Regions from separate parts of the Homo sapiens genome. Here region 2 is linked to region 1. Evidence: chromatin loops called from intact Hi-C (ENCODE). Cell type or tissue: K562. All regions are shown on one strand. Links, peaks and the distances in the headings refer to the core of each region. The heading gives the core; the rest is flanking DNA.

Region 1 (7,873 bases), core at 2,564-6,563:
CGTGAGCCACCATGCCCGGTTAATTTTTGTATTTTTAGTAGAGACGGGGTTTTGCCATGTTGGCCAGGCTGGTCTCAAACTCCTGACCTCAGGTGATCCACCTGCCTTGGCCTCCCAAAGTGCTGGGATTACAGGTGTGAGCCACCACACCCAGCCTTTTTTTTTTTTAATTTATTGAGATGGAGTCTCACTCTGTTGCCCAGGCTGTAGTGCAGTGGCACCATCTCAGCTCACTGCAACCTCTGCCTCCTGGGTTCAAGTGATTCTCCTGCCTTAGCCTCCCAAGTAGCTGGGATTACAGGTGCATGCCACCACCTATTTTTGTATTTTTAGTAGAGATGGGGTTTCACCCTGTTGGCCAGGCTGGTCTTGAACTCCTGACCTCAAGTGATCCACCGGCCTTGGCCTCCCAAAGTGCTGGATTACTGGTGTTAGCCTCTGTGTCCAGCTGTAATCTAAGAGTCTATCAGTTGTGAGATCCATTTCAATTGCACAGATGTTAAAAATGTAAAAATGTATGCAACTTAGAATAAATAAAATGCACTACTAAATGCAAAAAAAAAAAAACCCAAAAACCAAAAAACAACAGCAACAGCAACAACAACAAAAAAACCCTTACAATGGCCTCTGAGTGTTCAAGTAAAAGGAAGAGTCACACTTTCTTTCACTTTAAATCAAAAGCTAGAAATGATTAAGCTTAGTGAGGAAGGCATGTCAAAAGCTGAGACTGGCCAAAAGCTAGGCCTATTTTGCCAGTACGCAAGTTGTGAATGCAAAAGAAAAGTTCTTAAAGGAAATTTAAAATGCTAGTCCAGTGAACACAAAAAAGCAAAACAGCCTTATTGCTGGTATAGAGAAAGTTTTAGTGGTCTGGATAGGTTAAACCAGCTACAACATTCCCTTAAGCCTAATCCAGAGCAAGGTTCTAACTCTCCTCAATTCTGTGAAGACTGAGAGAGGTGAGGAAGCTGCAGAAGAATAGGTAGAAGATAGCAAAGTTTGGTTCATGAGATTCAAGGAAAGAAGCCATCTCCACAACATAAAAGTGCAAGGTGAAGCCACAAGTGCTGATGTAGAAGGTACAGCAAGTTATCCAACAGATCTAGCTAGGAGCACTGATTAAGATAGCTACACTAAACAAATTTTCAATGTAGACAAATCAGCCTTATATTGGAGGAAGATGCCATCTAGGGATTTCATAGCTATAGAGGAGAAGTAAATATGTGGCATCAAAGCTTCAAAGGACAGGATGACTCTCTTGTTAGGGGCTAACGTAGCTGGTAACTTTAAGTTGAAGCCAATGCTTATTTATTATTCTGAAAATCCTAGGGCCCCTAAGAATTATGCTAAATCTACTCTGCTTGTGTTCCATAAATGGAACAGCAAAGCCTAAACGACTGCACATCTGTTTACAGCATGGCTTACTGAATATTTTAAGCCAACTGTTGAAACCTACTGCTCAAAAAAAAAAAAAAGATTCCTTTCCAAATATTACTGATTATTAACAATGTACCTAGCCACCCAAGAACTCTGATGCAAATGTACAAGATTAGTGTTGTTTTCATGCCTGCTAACACAATATCCATTCTGCAGCCCATGGGTCAAGGAGTAATTTCAACTTTCAAGTCTTAAGACATACATTTCCTAAAGGTATAGTTGCCATAGAGTGATTCCTCTGATGGATTTGGGCAAAGTAAATAGAAATCCTTCACGAAAGGATTCACCATTCTAGATGTCATTAAGAACATTTGGGAGTGGGCACAGTGGCTCATGCCTGTAATCCCAACACTTTGGGAAGCCAAGGTGCGTGGATTACTTGGGGCCAGGAGTTCGAGACCAGCCTGGCCAACATGGCAAAACCCCCATCTCTACTAAAAATACAAAAATAAGCCGGGTGTGGTGGCGCATGCCTGTGGTCCCAGCTACTTGGGAGGCTGAGGCATGAGAATCGCTTGAGCCTGGGAGGTAGAGGTTGCAGTGAGCTGAGATTTCGCCACTGAACTGAGGAGGCAGAGGTTGTAGTGAGCCAAGATCGCGCCACTGCACTCCAGCCTGGGTGACAGAGTGAGACTCTGTCTGAAAAAAAGAAAAAAGGAAAAAAAAAAAAAGAACATTTGGGATTCATGGGAGGAGGCCAAAATATCAACATTAACAAGTGCTTGGAAGAAGTTGATTGTAACCCTAATGGATGACTTTGAGGGGTTCAAGACTTCCGTAGAGGTAGTCACTATGGATATGGTGGAAATAGCAAGATAAGAATTAGAAGTGGAGCTTGAAGATGTGACTGAATTGCATCAATCTCATAATCCAACTTGAACGGATATACAGCTGCTTCTTATGGATAGGCAAAGAAACTGGTTTCTTGAGATGGAATCTACTCCTGATGAAGGTGCTGTCAACATCGTTGAAATGGTAACACAAGATTTAGAATATTCCATAAACTTAGCTGATAAGCAGCAATGAAGTTTGAGAGGACTGACTTCAATTTTTTTTTTTTTTTGAGACACGGTCTTGCTCTGTTGCCAAGGCTGGAGTGCAGTGGTGTGATCTAACTCACTGCAACCATGAACTCCTATGCTCAAGTGATCTTCTAGTCTCAGCATCCCAAGTAGCTACAAGGACTACAGTTGTGTGCCACCACACCCAGCTAATTTTTTATTTTTTAAATACTTTGTAGAGATGGGTCCCTCTATGTTGCCCAGGCTGGTCTCAAATGTCTTGTTTAAGTGATCCTCCTGCCTTGCCCCGCAACAATGCTGGGATTACAGGCATAAGTCACTGCTCCTGGCCGGACTCCAATTTTGAAAGATGTTCTGCTGTGGGTAAAATGCTATCAAACAGCATCTAATGCTACAGAGAAATCTTTAGTGAAAGGAAGTCGATCAGTGCAGCAAACCTGGGGTTGTCTTATTTCAACAAATTACCACAGCCATCCCAACCTATAGACACCACCACCCTGATCAGTTAGCAGCCATCCACATCAAAACAGGACCCTTCACCAGCAAAAAGATTAATACTTGCTGAAGGCTCAGATGATCAGTAGCATCTTTAAGCAATAAAATATTTTAAAATTAAGGTATGTACATTATTTTTTAAAGATATAACGCTACTGCACATTTAAAAGACTACAGTATAGTGGAAACATAACTTTTGCATACACTGGGAAACAAAATCCATGATTGCTTTATTGCTTTAGTATAGTGGTGGTCTGGAACCAAACCTGCAATATCTCCAAGATATGCCTGTACTTACTGGCTTTCACAATAATGTAAGAAAGACCAAATTAGGTCAAATTCAATATTCTGTTTCCAAATGGTGTGTAAGGTCATGGCATCCTCAGTGATGCCAAGTTCAAATTGTTCAGGACATGCTCTAAAACATGCCTGGTTTTTCTTCATAATTTAAAAGCTTTGATCTACATTTTATCAGCCTTCACTTTTACAGACTAAAGAGATCAAATTATTAAAGTCAGTAACTTTATTCAAAATTATTGAGACAGACCTTTCTACAAGGTAGTATAAGTTTCTCTAGTCTTAAGCAGATAATTTTAATTTTCATCATTTTAATAAATATTTCCTTATGTAGAAAACTTTCTCTATAGTAGCAATGACTAATGACACAATTGGCTTAGAACTGTAAATCATTAGAACCAAAGGGAACTCGGAAGTTGAATGCAACTTTTTCCTTTTACAAATGAGGAAACTGAGACTTAGTGTTGAGAAGCAGGTTTCCTACAGTAAAACAACCAAAAACGTGAGCTAAATCCAACAAAACAGCGCTCTTCAAACTGCAGATCAGGACCAATCAATTAAGTAGGTTGCTGCCAGCATTTTAAAAAAGCAACAGAGTAGAAAATATCAGAGGCATTTCATGTAGTAAGAATAATATTGTTTCACAGAAGTTTTGCTTTAGTTTTAGTTATATGCATATATGAGATAATGTAAAATGCACTTATTATAGTGGTCGAAAGTTTGGAAGTCATTTCAATAAGATATCTAATCTTTTGGGTGGATTTAACAATTTATTCTTAGTCTCGTTCTGTTGCCCAGGCTGGAGCGCAATGGTGTGATCTCGGCTCACTGCAACCTCTGCCTCCCAGGTTCAAGCGGTTCTTCTTACTCAGCCTCCCAAGTAGCTGGGGCTACAGGCATGTTCCAGCACTCCTGGCTAATTTTTATATTTTTAGTAGAGATAGGGTTTTGTCATGTTGGCCAGGCTGATCTTGAACTCCTGACCTCAGGTGATCCACCAGTCTCGGCCTCCCAAATGCTGGGATTACGGGCGTGAGTCACCACACCTGGCCATAAAAATTTATTATTATTTTAAAATTATGATTATTAAAATTACTATTATGATGCAATTTATTCTTTATCATGACTCATTGTAAGCTAATAAAAATATCTCTGCATTAAATACTACATGCCACCATTTAAAAGAAGCAATTTTTTCCTCCCTAAAGGAAGACTGACTCAGGATATTGTATCCCATGCCATATGTAAACAGACATTCTTTAAAATATCACATTTCTGTAGAGCTTAAATGTGCAATAGCTAGACAAGCTTTTAAAAATACAAAATTCTAGAATTCTGATCCTTGGCACAGGTAAAAAGATGTCTGAAAAAACAGTGACCTCTAGTGGATTCATTAAATAGCATGGACATAATCCCTGCCCCTAAGAATTTGGAAATTAAGGTAACACAAATGCATCCAGATATAAAAGATACTGATATGGTTATACACTGACAAGTGTTATATATAATTAAGGGCTACAGTTATGCTATACAATGAGGCAGATGCATATATATAGATTATTCACTGTTTCCTTCTAATCAAGTGGAATATAATAAATAGAATCCTGGTCTCATACGGATCACTAGTTTAAGAAATACACTTAATGAAGGGGTTGGATTAAATCTCTCTAAGGACCCTTTTAGCTCTTTTAATTATGATTCTTCTTTAATTCATTTTGTACACCAATATCAGAATAAATTCTGCTCAAAAACATTTGATGGCTCCCCAATACTTGAGGGTTTACCACACTCAGCCTGGCCCTTTGTTATTTACCTATTGTTATCTTCTCGTTTCCCAAATTTCAAGTGGGCCAATGTTCAATATCCCAACCCATTCCCACAAGTTTATTTTCTCACTTTTGCTCACAGTTTCTCATTATGCAATGTCCTAACCTTGCTAATTTATAGGACAGGTCCCCATTAAAGTCAACACAAACTTGTTTAATTCATGTTCTGGCATCCAGTGATTGTTAAATTCACAGGTTGGGTTTTATACTTGTATATGTGTATGTGTATGTGTATGTGTATGTGTATGTGTATGTGTATGTATATGTATATGTGTATGTGTATGTGTATGTGTATGTGTATGTGTGTAGCCTGCCAGGTACTAAGCACTTACTGCACAATTTAAATGTAAATTAAGTTGATTCATTTAGATTAGAGAAACAAAGTCCATTTTTTTTTTTTTGAGATGGAGTCTTGCTCTGTCACCAGGCTGGAGTGCAGTGGCACGATCTCAGCTCACTGCAACCTCCGCCTCCCAGGTTCAAGCAATTCTCCTACCTCAGCCTCCTGAGTAGCTGAGACTACAGGCATGTGTCACCACGTCCAGCTAATTTTTGTATTTTTAGTAGAGACAGGGTTTCACCATGTTGGCCAGGATGGTCTCGATCTCTTGACCTTGTGATCTGCCCCCCTCGGCCTCCCAAAGTGCTGGGATTACAGGTGTAAGCCACCACGCCCGGCACAAAGGACATTTTCATCTTTCTTTTTTAGTGAGGTAGTGAAGGGTATATAGCTAAGGTAGAATTTCAAGAACTGCAAATATAAAGTAAAAGGGCTTCAAGTTTTGGGAAACAGTGAGCATTCTGAATAGAGGATGGTGAGATTTTAGGAAAAGGTTACAGGAAGACCTGTTTTACTTCATTTTATTTATTTATTTAATTTTTGAGACAGAATCTCACTCTGTGGCCCAGGCTAGAGTTCAGCAGCACGATCTTGGCTCACTGCAACCTCCGCCTCCCAGGTTCAAGTGATTCTCCTGCCTCAGCCTCCTGAGTAGCTGGGATTACAGGTGCCCGCCACCATACCCAATTAATTTTTGTATTTTTAGTAGAGACAGGGTATCACCATATTGGCTAAGCTGGTCTCAAATTCCTAAACTCAAGTGATCCACCCACCTTGGCTTCTCAAAGTGTTGGGATTATAGGCATGAGCCACTACACCAGGCTGGAAGATTTGTTTTAAATTAGCTAAAGGAAGGACCAATACCTATGCTTGAAGAAAACAGAGATGGCAGGAAAGGTAATTTGGTAAATGGTTTTGAAGCAGTTGAGGTAGATATGAGGGTGGCACAAAGGGTTAAATTTAAGATGTAGAGAAAATATCTTTGGAAGCAAAGTTAAGGATAACTTGAGGAAACACTGGTTTCAGTGGGGAATAAAACATGTTGCTCTCAGAGGACTGGGGAAGTACTGGGCAGCTCTAGTGACAGAAATATTAAGAAAGGAGAAAAAGGATAAGTAAAAAAGTACTCTTAGCTTCCCAGTCATGTCGAACAATGCCAGAGTCTTTTATTTTCCCAACAAGGAAGCTGGCAGACTGGTGGTGAAATGATGAACAATTTAGTCTTAATTATGTTTAACTCAATTATCAAGGGCCACACAGTGTTAAGTTTTCCATATCCTAAACCACACAGGATTGGATCGGCAGGCAGAGGTGTCTGCCATCACAGGTGCTGTTGTCAGCATAATTGATGTTATTTGAATTGAGAGTGGTGTTACATCGCCTTACGCATCAGAAAAGACTTCAAGGTTTGCTTTTTTTTTTTTGAGCCAGAGCTTTTTAGCTAACCTGCATCTCATTATGTTTAGGTCATTAGTTTATTTAGCATAGGTCCTACCTTACCACAAGTAACACTGCCTTGTGTTGCTATAATACACTCTTTCAAACATGAATTTATTTTGGGCATTATCTCATTAAGCATTTCATTGGAATTTCTAGGCAATACAGTTTAATTACCATAAGGATAACTTGTTACCTTTATATTATCATGCCATTTCACCCTCAATAATAAAATTTTCTTGACTTTAGCATCTAGTAAAACATTGCCAGTATTTAAATCATTTCCCAAGAGGCTAAACTCCAGCATTGCCCATAAACTCTTTTTACAAAAAAAAAAATTACTTTTTAATTGTGTCTTTAAATTGATAAAATAGTGTACTGATTTTTATAAAGATTAAATGAACCTGAACTTTCTAACCTTTCTCATAGCAGAGTTCACCTGGATCCTAAGACCCAGTAACTTCTGAAAAAATTTAACATTCTTCCTCCAGGATTATTATATTAACAGGATTCACAGACATAACTAGCATCACAGGACACTGGAGTTAAAGTTCTGATTTTGCAATTAAAGCTAAAACAACAAACAAATAACATTTGTATGTATGCATTTTCTGATTTTAAGTGTAAAATCCTTAATAGCTATGCTTAAAATATAACCATTTCCCCATAAAGTATATAAAATGGTAACTTTTTACAGAAAACTAGACTTACTCTCAGCTAATCTCAAAAAGCAGAAACAAATTATTAGAATATATGAACAAATGTATATACACAATGACTTAAATTACCTCTCTTCTTCTCGAACCCATACTGGAGTTTTGGGAATTTGTGCTTCAAAAAACTTAGATGCTTGATAACAAAAATTGCTGCAAAAAGACTGAAAAGAACATTATAAATCTAGTTTTTTTCTTATCATGAAACATTACCTACATACAGTTGAGAGTATAAAACATAAATGTATCGTTCAAAGAATAAAATGGAAACCTACAGATCTACCACCCAAGGTAAGAAATAAGATA
Region 2 (7,873 bases), core at 1,580-5,579, 140 kb before region 1:
CATGCCTGTAATCCCAGCACTTTGGGAAGCCAAGGTGGGTGGATCACAAGGTCAGGAATTCGAGACAAGCCTGGCCAACATGGTGAAACCTCGTCTCTACTAAAAATACAAAAATTATCTGGGCATGGTGGCAGGCACCTGTAATCCCAGCTATTCGGGAGGCTGAAGCAGGAGAATCACTTGGACCCGGGAGGTGGAGGTTGCAGTGAGCTAAGATCTGGCCACTGCATTCCAGCCTGGGTGACAGAGTGAAACTCTGTCTCAAAAAAATAAATAAATAAAATGTCACATGTATCCCATAAATATGTACGATTATTATATACCAATAGAAAAATTTTAAAAAAATTTAAAGATCTACATGAATGTTTATAGCAATTTTATTTGTAATAGCCAAGAACTGGAAATGCCCAAATGACAAGACAAACTGTGGTCTATCCATACAGTGGAGTACTATACAGCAATAAAAAGAAATGAACTATTGATAAACACATGAATAAACTTTCAAATAATTTTGCTCAGTGAAAAAAGTCAGACCAAAAAAAGAAGTTGTATTGTATGACTTTGTACTATACAATTCTAGAAAATGCAAACTAATAATGACAGAAGGCAAATTAATGGTTGCTTGGCGGGGAGTGAGGGTAGGGAAAGATGAGAGGAAAACATTAGAAAGGGGCATGAGAAACTTTTGGAGGCGAAGGATTTACTCATTATCTTGGTTGTAGTAATCGTTTCATAAGCACATTCACATATCAAAATCTATCAAAATGTACAATTTAAATATGTGCAGCTGATTTTATGTTGATGCCTCAATAAAGCTGCTTTTAAAAATCTCAATGCACTAAAAAGAAACTAAACATAGCTGAAGAAAGAATTAAAAAACTGGATCTGAAGATATTATCCACATGTATTAGAGAGAGCTAGAAAGAGGGATGTGTTATAAAGAGACTAAGACTAGAGTATGAAAGTCAGCAAACAGTTGCAGAAGGAAATAATAATGAGAATGGAAAAGAACAGTATTTCTCAGATCCAGGGAACCCAGTGAATCTCAAGCAGGATATATTAAAGAAACTTTTCACCTAGAGACATCATAGTGAAACTGCAGGATATTCACATAAACGAGAGAGAGAGAGAGAGAGGAGACTCGTAAAAGCTTCCAGGGAGAAAAGACAAATCACCTACAAGAAAATGGGCAATTAGGCATATAGTTCACTTTTTAAGAACAATTAAGAGAATACTATGTTATAATTTCTTTGATGTGTTGAGAGAAAATGGCTATCAACCCAGAATTTCACACCCAGTGAGGTTATATTTCAAGAAAAACAAATTATATAAAGAATATTTTCAGCCCAACACAGTGGCTCATGCTTGTAATCCCAGCACTTTGGGAGGCCGAGGCACGTGGATCACCTGAGGTACGGAGTTCGAGACCCCATCTAGTCAAAATGCAAAATTAGCCGGGCATGGTGGCGCATGCCTGTAATCCCAGCTACTCGGGAGGCTGAGGCAGGAGAAGCACTTGAACCTGGGAGATGGAGGTTGTGGTGAGCCAAGATCGCACCATTGCACTCCAGCCTGGGCAACAAGAGCGAAACTCTGTCTCAAAAAAAAAAAAAAAAAAAAAAAAAAACCACAGAATATTTTCAGGCAAACAAAACAGAGAAAAACAATGAAAACATCTGCCTCCCCAATAACTTGAAAATTTACCATCCAAAGAGATTCATTAAAGGAAATCCTAAAGGATATACTTTAAGAGAATAAAAACTGAAAAGCCCAAGATGCAAAAAAGAGTGGTGAGTGGATGGATGCGGTGGCTCATGCCTGTAATCCAGTGCTTTGGGAGGCCAAAGGCTGGAGAATCACTTGAGACCAGAAGTTTGAGACCAGCCAGGTGAACATAGTGAGACCTCATCTCTTAAAAAAAAAAAAAAAAAAAAAAAAAGATGCAGTGGCATGCGCCTGTAGTCCCAGTTACTTGGGTGGCTGAGGTGGGAGGATCACTTGAGGCCAGGAGGTCAAGGCTGCAGTGAGCCTGTGTGCGCCACTGAACTCCAGCCTGGATAACACAGTGAGACCCTGTCTCAAAAAAATAAATAAATAAAAAGGAGCAGTGAATATGGAATATGAGGGCATATCTCAGCAAACATTGACTATGGAACAACAAACTATAACAATGTTCAACTTTTGGAGGGAAAAAAGAGAATTAACATACTGGGCTTATACTAGAATTAAAGTTGTCCAAAGTTCTTGATTATTTAGGAGTGAGGTAAAGATATCAACTTCAGACTTCACCTTAGGTCAGAATGCTAAACAAGCTAGTGTAACCCCTGAAATAAGAAACACAATGCATATACTTTCCAAACAAGTTAAGGGAAATGAAATTGGAAAAAAAAATCAATTCACGAGAATGCAAAGCAAGAAAGAGAGAAAAAAGCAACAGATACTAACAGGGTCTAGAGCACTTAGATCAGTGCCTGGCATGTTATCATTATAATAATAGTTATTACATTAAAAAATAAAAATATATTACACATATAATAATTTATTATTATTGCTGTTATTTCTTTTTTGATAAATCTCTCTCTGTGGCATTCAAGACAGGGACCCTTTAATAGGCAAGTCCTACTTGTTCTGATAGCTCCTGATGTTAACGAGTTGATGATACTAATTCAAAGACAAGAAGGAATGTGGAGGAACTGAAGAGCTCTATTACTCACAAAGTGTAACCTGAGGCTAGTCATTTCATTATTTGGCCCCAGTTTCCTTGTCAAATGAGAGGGTTGGAGAAGTTCAAATTGGATGATACTGTATTTTTAAATCCTCATGAACCCAGAGAAAGAGGAAATTTGACTCAAGCCAAAAAAAAAAAAAAAAGAAAGAAAAAGGTCAGAAATGGTTTATTTGAGTGAGCAGCCCTCACAACATCATAAGCACTCACAAGTTCAGAAGTTCAGTGCTCACCAAATAGGAAGCAGGGGCTCTTCTCTCTCATACCAGAACCTGACTGGTTTGGAGGCTGGCTGAGCAGGGACAAAGCAAACCCCCATTCAGAGGAGCCTTGCTTGGGAAGGCACCCTTCCAGCCAGTCAGAAGGAATTCCAGAGGCTCTCCGAGGAGCCTGCAGGCTGAGAGCTCTGCATGGAAGCACTGGGTCTGGGCTGCTAGATGGGTGCGAAGCTGCCAACCTTTCTCCTAATTATACGAAGACTTTTCGAATGTACCCCCACTTCACTGCCCCCCGCCCACCCACCACTGAAAGTCTTCAATGTTGAACTTCTTGACTCCTCACACCAATCATCCTTCTAATTCACAGATGAGATAGCCTGCTCTTTATGCATTTTACACACATTGTGATATGATAATGCCCTCCAGATCTACGTGTTGCAGAGAGAACTGGGTATGGAAGATAACTGGCTTGGTTTCCAAAGATAAATCTGGTCTTGTGTGGTGGCTGCTGAGGGAGGAGGGCAGAGAGCTGGGTTTATCCAAGCCTCTGGGAAAGTTCCCTTGAATGTGGGTGTGGTGGGATTCCTTCTGCTGTTCTCAAGTATGGTTTATCTAATCTGCCTTGAAACTACTCTGCTGACTAACTGCTTTATCACTGAGAAATCCGCTGGATCTCCTCCTCCACAGCTTTTGAAGATGGAGTCTGCCCTGTCTGAAAGTAATGTCATAAGCAAAAGATATAATACACAAAGATGTTCATCAAGTGAAACCTTGGTAATATCTGCTCAGCAAAGACATGGGCACATCCGTATGTCATAATGCTAGCGATTTGATATGTGGCAAAGCAAGTTCCCGAGTGGTAAAAATCAATGATAACAATAATAATGTTAGCATACATAGGAAAAAAATCAGAAGAACATACAAGTACACCAAAATGTTAACATTGATTACATGGGGATGGGCTGAAGTGGGATGGAACTTGGGGAGATTATGATATATGTGTTATGTACTCTGCAATGTTTGAATTTTATATAACTTTGCATTACTTTTGGATCAGAAGGAAAGAAAGAAGAAAGGAAAAGGAAGGAAGGGAGGGAGGGAGGGTGGGAGGGGAAAGAAAGAAAAGAAGGAAAGAAAGGAAAAGAAAGAAAGAAAAAGAAGGAAAGAAAGAAAGAGAAAGAAGAAAAGAAAAGGAAGGAAGGGAAAGAAAGGGAGAGGAAAGGAAAGGAAAAGGAGAAAGAGAAAGAAAGAAAAGAAAGGCAGTGTCAGAAACATTTCTCCATTCCTAGCCTCACTGATGCTTGCTGTGCCCTCTCACTAGCCAAGGTGAAGATTTGGTGCTGATTCGAATTCATGGTCAAATGTTTTCTTGAACCGGGTGCAGTGGCTCACCTGTAATCCCAGCACTTTGGGAGGCTGAGGCAGGTGGATCACCTGAGATCAGGAATTCAAGACCAGCCTGGCCAACATGGTGAAATCCCGTCTCCACTAAAAATACAAAAATTAGTCAGGCATGGTGGTGGGTGCCTGTAGCCTGTAGTCCCAGCTACTCAGGAGGCTGAGGCAGGAGAATTGCTTGAACCCAGGAGGTGGGGTTTGCAGTGAGCAGAGATGCGCCACTGCACTCCAGCCTGGGAGACAGAGCAAGACTCCATCTCAAAATAAAAATAAAAATAAATACAAATACAAATACAAAAATTAGCCAGGCATGGTGGTGGGTGCCTGTAGCCCCAGCTACTCAGGAAGCTGAGGCAGGAGAATTGCTTGAGCCCGGGAGGTGGAGGCTGCAGTGACCCAAGATCTTGCCACTGCACTCCAGCCTGGGTAACACAGCAAGACTCCATTTCAAAAGCAAAAAAAAAAAAAAAGTTTCCTTGAGACCCAGAGACACTTTGTTTCCATAACTGCAGGTCTTACTCCACAGTGCTCAATAGCAGCTTCTTGCCTTCATTCATTTGCAATGACTGTTTCCAACCAGGCATGTACCTGTAGATATTTATATATTAAAATACTTGAGGTAGCTTGGTGTCATATTTGACCACTGAATTTGAGATTTATTTATGTACCATTTTCAGTTAAACTAATAAAGGAGTCATACTGTTTTTGAAATTTTAAAGTTTCATTTTTTAAAAAGTATTCAATATGTGAGGATATTTATTCAAATAGGAAGAATGGAGAATTTCAAGATGATGAGATTAAAATCTGATGTAAATTACCCATTCAAAACTTTAAGATTCCTATGGGTTGTCTTTAAATTTAAACATATCTACACATGTACAACTGGAAATCTTGGCCCCAAACACTGGCTCTGTTTCCTGGATGTTTCCAGGGAATGTATGTCCTTTGACTTTATTTCTAGGGACTCAGCCTAACAAAACTTGGCATATTTTCATAGGCTTTTTGGTTTGCAATTTATTTCATTCATTTACTTATTTAACAAACATCTGTTATCATCATTAGTATTAAAAATAGTAGTTTACAATTTAATAGGTGTTTATTACTTGCTGATAGCTAATATTGGTTAACATTTAATATCCATTTATTACCTGCTGTTATTTAGTTAAATGGCTTATTTTAACCTGGCATTGGGGAAGACACAAAGATGACCTAGACCTGATGGTATGTAAATAATCCAAACATGGCTCTGTGCTCAAAAGTGGGTGGTGGTGCTGATGTCAGATACCAGGCTATGCAATTCCTCAGCTGAATAAATGACTTCCTATCAAGGAAACTGAGGAAACTTCCTGGGGGGTTGGCAGTATCTTTGAGTCTTTAAGTGAAGGATTTGGTCATCTGGAGAAGAAGGAGAAGGAGCATTCTAAATAAAGGCAGGAAGTCAGAAGTGGGAATGTTCAGAGCATGTGAAGCGTCCTGGGTTGTGTAGGGGCCAGAGCATGTGGTACAAGAAGGGAAGACACAGGAAAGAAGGCTAGAAGAGCAGATGCCAGGAAAGTTCCAGTTATAAAGGGCAGCGAATAATTTATCCCAACACATTCATTTGACAGATGAAGGCACTAAGGCTCACAGAGACAGGGGTCCTCTCAGTTATTCAGTGGTGGGGAAGGAATTGGACCTCAAGCTCTCCTGGCTCCCAGCTTGAGCTTTCAGTTAGGTTGAGACAGACCAAGGAGTATCTTGAATGCCAGGCTAGAGTTAAGCGATTGTCTCATCGCAGAGGGAAGCCACTAAAAGTTTTGAGCAGGATGTGAGTGGCAAAGGTGAGGCAGAAGCTAATTTCGAGGTTTCTAGGCCAAGTGATTGGGAAGCTGGAAATTACATTTTGGTAACTGTAATTTCATATTACATGGCTTGTGTAAACAGAGTCTGTTCTAGAAAAAATATTTGTTTAATTAAAGACAATCAATTGTTACAAAGTAACTATTTGATTGGAAAGTAACCTCTTAAAACAAAAGTCATGTCTTTAGACACAGATTATAGTTTTAAAAAGCACACTAGGGTTAGAGAAAGTAGGTACATTCTGTTATAGGTGATTTGCCTCCTTTTTTTTTTTTTTTTTTTTTTTTTTTTTTGAGACAGGGTCTCCCTCTGTCGCCCAAACTTCAGTGCAGTGGTGCGATCTCGGCTCACTGCAGCCTCCGCCTCCTGGGTTCGAACGATTATTCTGCCTCAGCCTCCTGAATAGCTGGGACTACAGGCGACTGCCACGATGCCCAGCTAATTTTTGAATTTTTAGTAGAGACGGGGTTTCACCATGTTGGCCAGGCTGGTCTCGAACTCCTGACCTCAAGGGATCCGCCTGCCTCGGCCTCCTGAAGTGTTGGGATTACAAGCGTGAGCCACCGCACCCGGCCTGCCTCCTCTGAATCTTTGTCTGCCCTTAGGAAATAAAATTTCTATTGAGTCCATGCCCCTACAAACTTTGTATTCTCTTTACATTTGAAAACAAAAAAAAAGAAATAAAATATTCACTATTTTTTTTGCTGGGGGGTGGGGGACAGAGTCTCACTCTGTCACCTAGGCTGGAGTGCAGTGGCGTGATCTCGGCTTACTCCAACCTCTGCCTCCTGGATTCGAGTTATTCTCCCGCCTCAGCCTCCCGAGTAGCTGGGATTACAGGCACCCACCACCGCGCCCGGCTAATTTTTGTATTTTTAGTAGAGACGGGGTTTCACCATGTTGGCCAGTCTGGTCTCAAACTCCTGGCCTCAGGTGATCCGCCCGCCTGGGCCTCCCAAAGTGCTGGGATTACAGGCGTGAGCAATCGCACCCGGCCCACTTCTTTTGAGTGCTTTGCTAGCAGCTTATTGTAGTTGCATTTGTTTTATTTTTAGTTTTATTTTCTTTAGAAGCAGCATCTCCCAGTACTGCATAGTTAGCAACAAGGATCAGCGAAAGAGGTTACCTTTGGCCACAGACACACAAAGTGTCCCAATCAGCAGCATGAGTCCCACTGCCCTCATGTGTAGAATTATAGGACCTATCACACAATCACGTGGACTCTCAAGGGGTCCAGAGAGAGTCTGGGTTCCAATCCCAGCTCTGCCACTCTCGAGTTCGGAGATCTTGGGCATATTTTGCTGTGGCTCAGAAACTGATCCTCATCTACAAAATGGAGCTAATGATAACTCATCTTGGGTTTGTGCTGGCTGTGAGACTGCTAGACAATGCGCCAACCGAGGTGACCACATTGCTAGGTATGAAGCAGTAGGCATGTTGGACAACACTGAGCTGTATGAATTGGCTCACCAACACCTCAGGAACAGACAAGCTGCTCAGAGAACAGCAGCATTTCTGAGTGGTGCTGTTGGTTTCCTAGTAACAAGCGCCTTTATTTCAGATGAGCTCTACAATTGTATATAACAAAACCACTTCACGGTTTATCTCCAGACAGTCATTTGTTTCGGAATATTACAAAGAACTTTTTAAGGAAGATGTGTATTCTCACATCTCTGATTTATGTAAAACCATC

The links. A loop is a pair of places that touch in the nucleus more often than their neighbours do. Peaks named below come from ENCODE experiments on the same cell type or tissue, not always from the same donor. Only the 100,000 strongest peaks of a DNase experiment are listed, where the experiment ranks them.
Region 2: a loop joins it to region 1, with 2.4 times the contacts of the local background. A loop is called at or near these places in 1 of 110 quality-filtered maps.

The regions. Positions count from the first base shown.
Region 1 is chr1:92,307,046-92,314,918 of GRCh38, reverse strand. It overlaps RPAP2 (RNA polymerase II associated protein 2), which reads right to left. Exons shown (of 13, transcript NM_024813.3): 6 at 7,643-7,731. It also overlaps a transcript of GLMN not described here. Among named protein-coding and RNA genes, the nearest start is that of RPAP2, 12 kb to the right of the region's middle. In K562, for the core only: a CTCF peak has its summit at 4,632 (motif pointing left); a DNase peak (open chromatin) is centred at 4,658.
Region 2 is chr1:92,442,340-92,450,212 of GRCh38, reverse strand. No RefSeq gene overlaps it. Among named protein-coding and RNA genes, the nearest start is that of GFI1, 41 kb to the left of the region's middle. In K562, for the core only: no CTCF peak of the experiment used is centred there; DNase peaks (open chromatin) are centred at 3,102 and 3,482.